2 separate regions of the Mus musculus genome follow, and region 2 is linked to region 1. Evidence: chromatin loops called from intact Hi-C (ENCODE). Cell type or tissue: heart. All regions are shown on one strand. Each heading gives the region's core, and the rest is flanking DNA. Links, peaks and the distances in the headings are about the cores only.

What was found. A loop is a pair of places that touch in the nucleus more often than their neighbours do. Peaks named below come from ENCODE experiments on the same cell type or tissue, not always from the same donor. Only the 100,000 strongest peaks of a DNase experiment are listed, where the experiment ranks them.
Region 2: it touches region 1 in a loop (7-fold over the local background); 2 of 42 quality-filtered maps call a loop at or near these places.

Annotation. Positions count from the first base shown.
Region 1 is chr6:145,932,639-145,935,545 of GRCm38, reverse strand. Sspn (sarcospan) reads right to left here and starts at 1,424. Exons shown (of 3, transcript NM_010656.3): 1 at 1,175-1,424. The coding sequence starts at 1,372. In heart, for the core only: no CTCF peak of the experiment used is centred there; DNase peaks (open chromatin) are centred at 535 and 1,365; H3K4me3 peaks cover 1,489 bases; H3K27ac peaks cover 2,432 bases.
Region 2 is chr6:146,009,402-146,012,308 of GRCm38, reverse strand. The region is part of intron 2 of Gm32838 (a long non-coding RNA gene); the gene reads right to left. All of the region lies in intron 1 of Gm32914 (a long non-coding RNA gene), which reads left to right. Among named protein-coding and RNA genes, the nearest start is that of Gm32914, 3.2 kb to the left of the region's middle. In heart, for the core only: a CTCF peak has its summit at 1,527; DNase peaks (open chromatin) are centred at 1,638 and 2,118; H3K27ac peaks cover 1,534 bases.

The sequences.
Region 1 (2,907 bases), core at 1-2,500:
AAGGGAATTCTCAGTACACAAATTAAACATTTTAAATTACTCTGCAAAGATTTGTGAGTTTGAATAATCTTAATTTAAAAATATCTGCACCTATGAATATGCATCAGGTGTCTTCAGGTTCTGTCCCATACAAAATTATGTTGGGTTGTGTGTGTGTGTGTGTGTGTGTGTGTGTGTGTGGTCAGCAACAGTAAGGATAGAGGGGAGCTGGAAGGCCAAGGGGCCATGTTCATTTCTCCTGACTCTGCCACGTTTACCTTCTGGGCTTGAGGACGTCAGGTATCTTAATGGGCTTCCCCGTGTCCAGAGTGGAATAACAATCCCCACCGTTGCATGGGTCAAACGAGACAGCCTGAGAATTTAGCATTGGCTTTAGATAATAAGGTAAGTATTAGCATAGCCAGAATTCGGCTACAGAGAAGCCAGTCCTGCCTTTGCTTTCCCAGCTCATGACCTTGGGCGGGGCCAGCCTGGTTTCTCTAACTTGAGGACTGTCCCATAAGATGTGAAGTTACAAACACAGGGGAGATCTCTGGCAGAGCCGGCATACAGTAGGTATTCCGTACGCCGTATCTATTTTACTTTCAAGAACTCACACACCAACAGAGTACTGTGCATCTGGCATTAGTACAACCCCAAATGAACTCCACTGGAGCCAGCAAAGCTTCAGCCCACCTTACACTGTGTGGATTAAGCCTGTGCTTGCAGTCGTCTCCAGCCCTGCCTTAGGAAAGTGATTCATGACTCTTACAAGGGAACTGTAGTTTAACAAAGCCAGTGTGGCAACTCCAACTTAAGGTTTTCCTACCCTGCTTTTCCCAGGATGAACTTCATTCAGTGCTACTTATGCAGACGCACGTGGGGCCTGGGGAATGAGACAAGGACCAAGCCACACAGGGTGGGCCTGCAGTTATCTTTGAGGCTATGCGAGATGTCCACGGGGCCTCCCCTGTAGACTGAGTCAGAGCCCTGGGAGGAGCAAGAAGCCTCAGGCAGGCGAAAGCCAGAATCCTGCTCCCAGCCTTCCTCTGGGGAGCCCAAGTGTGCCCAAAGTCAATCTCCAAGCAGTTAGGGGTGCAGCCAGGGTGGGGGCGCATGCAGCTGGGTTAGTCTCCACTCCACCATGCGGCTCGCATGCCCGCTGGTGCTTAGGCCGAACAGACTTGATGCTTACAATGATCCCAGCCCAGAACGGAGTATCTCTGACTAGCAGGGAGGGGCTGATGCTCGCCATGAGGAAGCCCAGCACGGTCACCGCGATGCCCAACGCCAGCTGCAGCAGTGCCAGCAGCAGCGGGAAGCGGCAGCCACAGCAGGTCCGCGCCTCCTCCTCAGGCAGCTCCTGAGCCCTGGGGCTCGGCTTGCGCCCCATGTTCCCTCGGTGGTGCCTGCGCCTGGGCCTTGCTGCTGGGCCTGCCCAGTCTGCTGAGACTGGGCTGAGCAAAAGTGGAAAACACTGGCAGGAGGGGGACCCGAGGGGGGTCGCCAACTGCCAACGCACAGGGACCTGGCGCCCAGGGCCTGTGTGATGGGAATGCCAGCCTGCTTTACTTTTTTGTTTCCAGGAAGTACAAGACAAGGTGATGAATGCTTAAACCGCTTGTGTTTAATTAATAGATCACTGAATCCAAAATGGGCTCGGCTGCACTAAATAAAAGCTGTGGAGTCATTGACAAAAGTTAAATTGAGCTTTTTTTTTTTTTTTTTTTTTTAATGTAATCCAACCGACAAGGAAGAAAGGGAGGGAGAAAGAGAGGGAGCACTGGAGGAAAGGAGGGAGGGTGAGAGAAAGGAGCAAGGAGGGAGGGAGGGGGGAGGGAGGAAGGAAGAAGGAAGGAAGGAAAGAGAAAAACAAACAAAAAACCAGAAAAGAAAAATAAAAAACTTCTTTTCTTATTGAGGTACTCGCATTCAAAATAATTGTTCCTGGCCAGTGAGGTGACTGAGCTGGGAAAACCTGCTGACCTCATTTTGATTTCCAGGATCCACAGTGGAAGCTATCTATGACTCCTCAGAGATGAACCCTTGACCTCCACACGTGTGACTCTCAGACCATACACATGGCTGCACACAATAATAATTAATTAAAACTCAACAATGAAATAACTGTTTGTAGAGAGGCTGGGCTAATCATGACACCTCGCATGCTTGTTTGTCTTTAAAAGCCCTTTGTTCTCATTTATATCTTGCGACTGTCCCATGCAGCCCAGGCTGGGTTCAGACTTGCCGTGTATCCACAGAAGACCTTGACTTTTTAATCCTCCTGTCTCCACCTCCCAAGTGCTGGGATCACAAGTGTGCACCACCCTGTGTTTAAATAATAGTGTCTATGAGGCTCCCAGTGAGTCTTCACACTTGCTAAATGTCCAGGGGGTGTTGGCATGCTGGATAGAGATGGACAGTTGCACCCAGGCAACCTTTAAGGGCTACTTTTAGCACTTGCAATGTGCTAGGACAGGCAGCTATAGATCTGGTGCTCTCCAGGAGGCTCAGAAGAGATGGGTAAACCTGGTTATTTCCCGAAAGATGGTGAACTATGCCTGGGCAGGGCGAAGCCAGAGGAAACTCTGGTGGAGGTCCGTAGCGGTCCTGACGTGCAAATCGGTCGTCCGACCTGGGTATAGGGGCGAAAGACTAATCGAACCATCTAGTAGCTGGTTCCCTCCGAAGTTTCCCTCAGGATAGCTGGCGCTCTCGCTCTTTTCCCGACGTACGCAGTTTTATCCGGTAAAGCGAATGATTAGAGGTCTTGGGGCCGAAACGATCTCAACCTATTCTCAAACTTTAAATGGGTAAGGTTTTGTATACCTTCGTGCAGTACCATTTAGGACAAAGTACAGTGTGCAGCTACTAAGAAATAGTCCCAGTGGGGAGTGGTGGCTCACGCCTTTAATCCCAGCACTCGAG
Region 2 (2,907 bases), core at 104-2,603, 77 kb before region 1:
TTGGCCAGGTACATCGTCCTCTACCTTTCCGTGGTGACTAGAGAGGAAACCTCATCATTGCCAGCAGAAGGGGGTTTGACACCGTGCTGCCCGTACAGCCACAGAATCTGCCTTTCATCCTAAGAGCAATTTTAGGCTTTAAGTCAGAAACCTCTTAATCCTATTAAAGAAATGTACAAAAAAAAAAAAAATGAGGAAAAGCATCAGAAGAGAGTGTGAAGCCAGGCTAAGTAACACCTCTAACAATCAAAGCCACAGCAGGGGTTGGTGGACCTTCCTGTTCCCAAGCTGATGGCCCCTCAATGGCCTCACCACCTTGGAAGTGGTCTTAGAATCACAGCCAAGTTCTCAGGGCCCAGGAAGAGAAAAGAAAGCTAGTTACAAGTCTCCCACCTGTCCAGTTGTGCTGCCCACCATATTGGCTGTGGGTGGGGCTCCTTCCACAGGATAAGAAGACTTGAGCCCTAGTGGGTAATGCTGGCAGTGTCGACCTGTTCCTGACAGGCTCCAAAGAACTTGCTTCTTCTCCTGGGCTTGGAGATGGTGGCTCAGTGGGTAAGAGCACTTGCTCTTCAAGCACAGTGACGTGAGTTCAAATCGCAGCACCCTTGTGAGGATCTGGATGTGACTGCACTGTGCCTTGTAGCACTGGTATCAGAAAGGTGGAGATGGGTCAACTCTGAGAGCTTGCTGGCCGCTGGCCAGTCAGCCTAGCTAAAAATATGGTCTTCTGGTCCAGTGAGAGACTCTATCTTAAGGGGATAAGGTTAAGAGCAATAGAGGAAGACACCTGATGGTGCACAGGGTACACGAACCTACACACTCATGTACATATATCATATACACCACAGAAAAGAAAAAAAAAAACAAAACACTTGCTTCTCCATGTCTACCTATTTGGCTGGGAGACAAACAGAGGCAGGGGAGGAAAGGGGGAGAGGGAGTACACTGTATAGGGATGTACATATACATATATGGAGGGAGGGGGTGACCATGCATGTGTGGGCCATGTGTAACCATGCACTGTATAGAAATGACCACGCATTTGTACACCTGCATTGAATCAGAACTCAGCTGGCATTTCCCAGGTGCTGCGCACCTTAGGGCTTTTACTTGCTGTTGCTATTGTTTGAGATTGGGGCTCTCATGAGTCTGAGTCCACTGGTTAGGCTGGGCTAGCTGGAGAGTGAGCCCCAGGGATCCACCTCCTTCTGCCTCCGCATCTCTGGGATTACAAGTGTGTGCCACCACACCCAGCTTTTCAACGTGAGTTCTGGGAGACTGAACTTGGGTCCTCGTGCTTGCGATACACTGGGCCACAGCAGCTTGGACTTCTGACCTCAGCTCTGGGATGTCACTGGCTTTGTTCTTGCTGTCCTGATTCCAGGACTACATCTATACACAACACAGCTCTGCTTCTTTTTCTTCCTGGCACCCACAAAGGTCTCCATCTCACCTCAGACACTCATTAACACAGGTGTCTGGGGCTTCCCTAGAAATGATGTGGCTTTTGCTGCTCCTACTGGGCAGAGCCTGCTGTGGCCTTCCCAGAAAAGCCTCTCTCCTTTGTCCTTACAGGGCCTGAATTGGCCTAGTTCTGGGAAGCTGCCCAGTGGGAACCAACCTTGTTTGCAGTCCTTGTCTGTGTTTGGCATAGGGGAGCCTTTCCTCAAGGGACAGCCTGTACCTGAGCTGACTCAAGCCGAAAGGGTGGCCTGGCCTTCCTTTTCCAGATCTGTGGTTTGATAGTATTCCCGACCCAACCACAGTTGCCTTGGCAGCAGGCAGTCCCTGAGGCCTGCCGGGAAAATTCCATACTCCGATTTGGCACCTGTTCCTGGTAGCAGACAGGCCTGGACTGCTAGGGAAGAATGCAGACATGATAAGTTAGATACTGAACTGGTTGGGGCAATGGCAGTCCTTGCAGACAAAAGGAGCCCGAGAAGCTGAGTGAGAGAAATGGCTTCTTGTTGCTCCCGTGTGGGCAGTAAATCCCTGCCCTCCCCAGGATTGCCCTGGTCTGGCAGGATGGAGCACAGATGATCCCCGATGGCCTACGTGCCAGCCACAAGCCACGCTTGAACACTGCTAGTTCAGCCTCCACAGAGAATCCCTTCTCCGGGGATGAGAGCTGCTGTTCCAAACCCCAGTGAACTGGAACGCATCCACCCTGCAGTGCTCTGTGGCTGGCTGAATCGGGATGTTGGCCTGTGTGTGTGGGAAATGTCGCCCGTTTCTCTGAAATCTGAGTATAAAAAGCCATGTGACCATACAGGAGCTATAGTTCTAAAAACGTTCACTGCCTTGTGCTTGATACCCTCAGTTCCTTGGGGTGGCAAGCAAGCTTCTGTCTTAATGATAGTCTAGCATAAAATAATACAAATCGTTGATTTCTGTTTTAGCCTGCTCATTCCAAATGGCTGGTTCGGAACAGGTGAGAGATGAAGGTGAGAAGAGACAGAAATAATACTCCACGACTGTCTCTTTGGCTCTGGGGACATCTCCTAAGAGGTCAACGCTCCTCCTTGTGCTTTGGAGCGTGTGTGTGTGTGTGTGTGTGTGTGTGTGTGTGTGTGTCCGTGTCCCATGCTGGGAGCTGGGAAGCGGGTCCAGTCTCCTGCAGCTGCGGTGCCCAGCCGAGCAGAGAGGGAACAGCGGGAGGTGCAGGCAGGCATAAGCTTTGGTAAACTGTTGTTGACATTACATTTTATCCACAACTAAAAACCACCTTTGAAGGAATGAAATAAAGCAAAATAAACAAAACAAAGAGAGGGAATAGTGAGAGAACCCTGTTTTCTTTACTGGGAGGAGAATGGAGAAGGAAAAGGATAAGGACCCACAGAGCCCTCAGGCATCCCATGGGAGATGACAGCCACTGCCCTCCCCAAGGCATGCTGAAAGCACCAG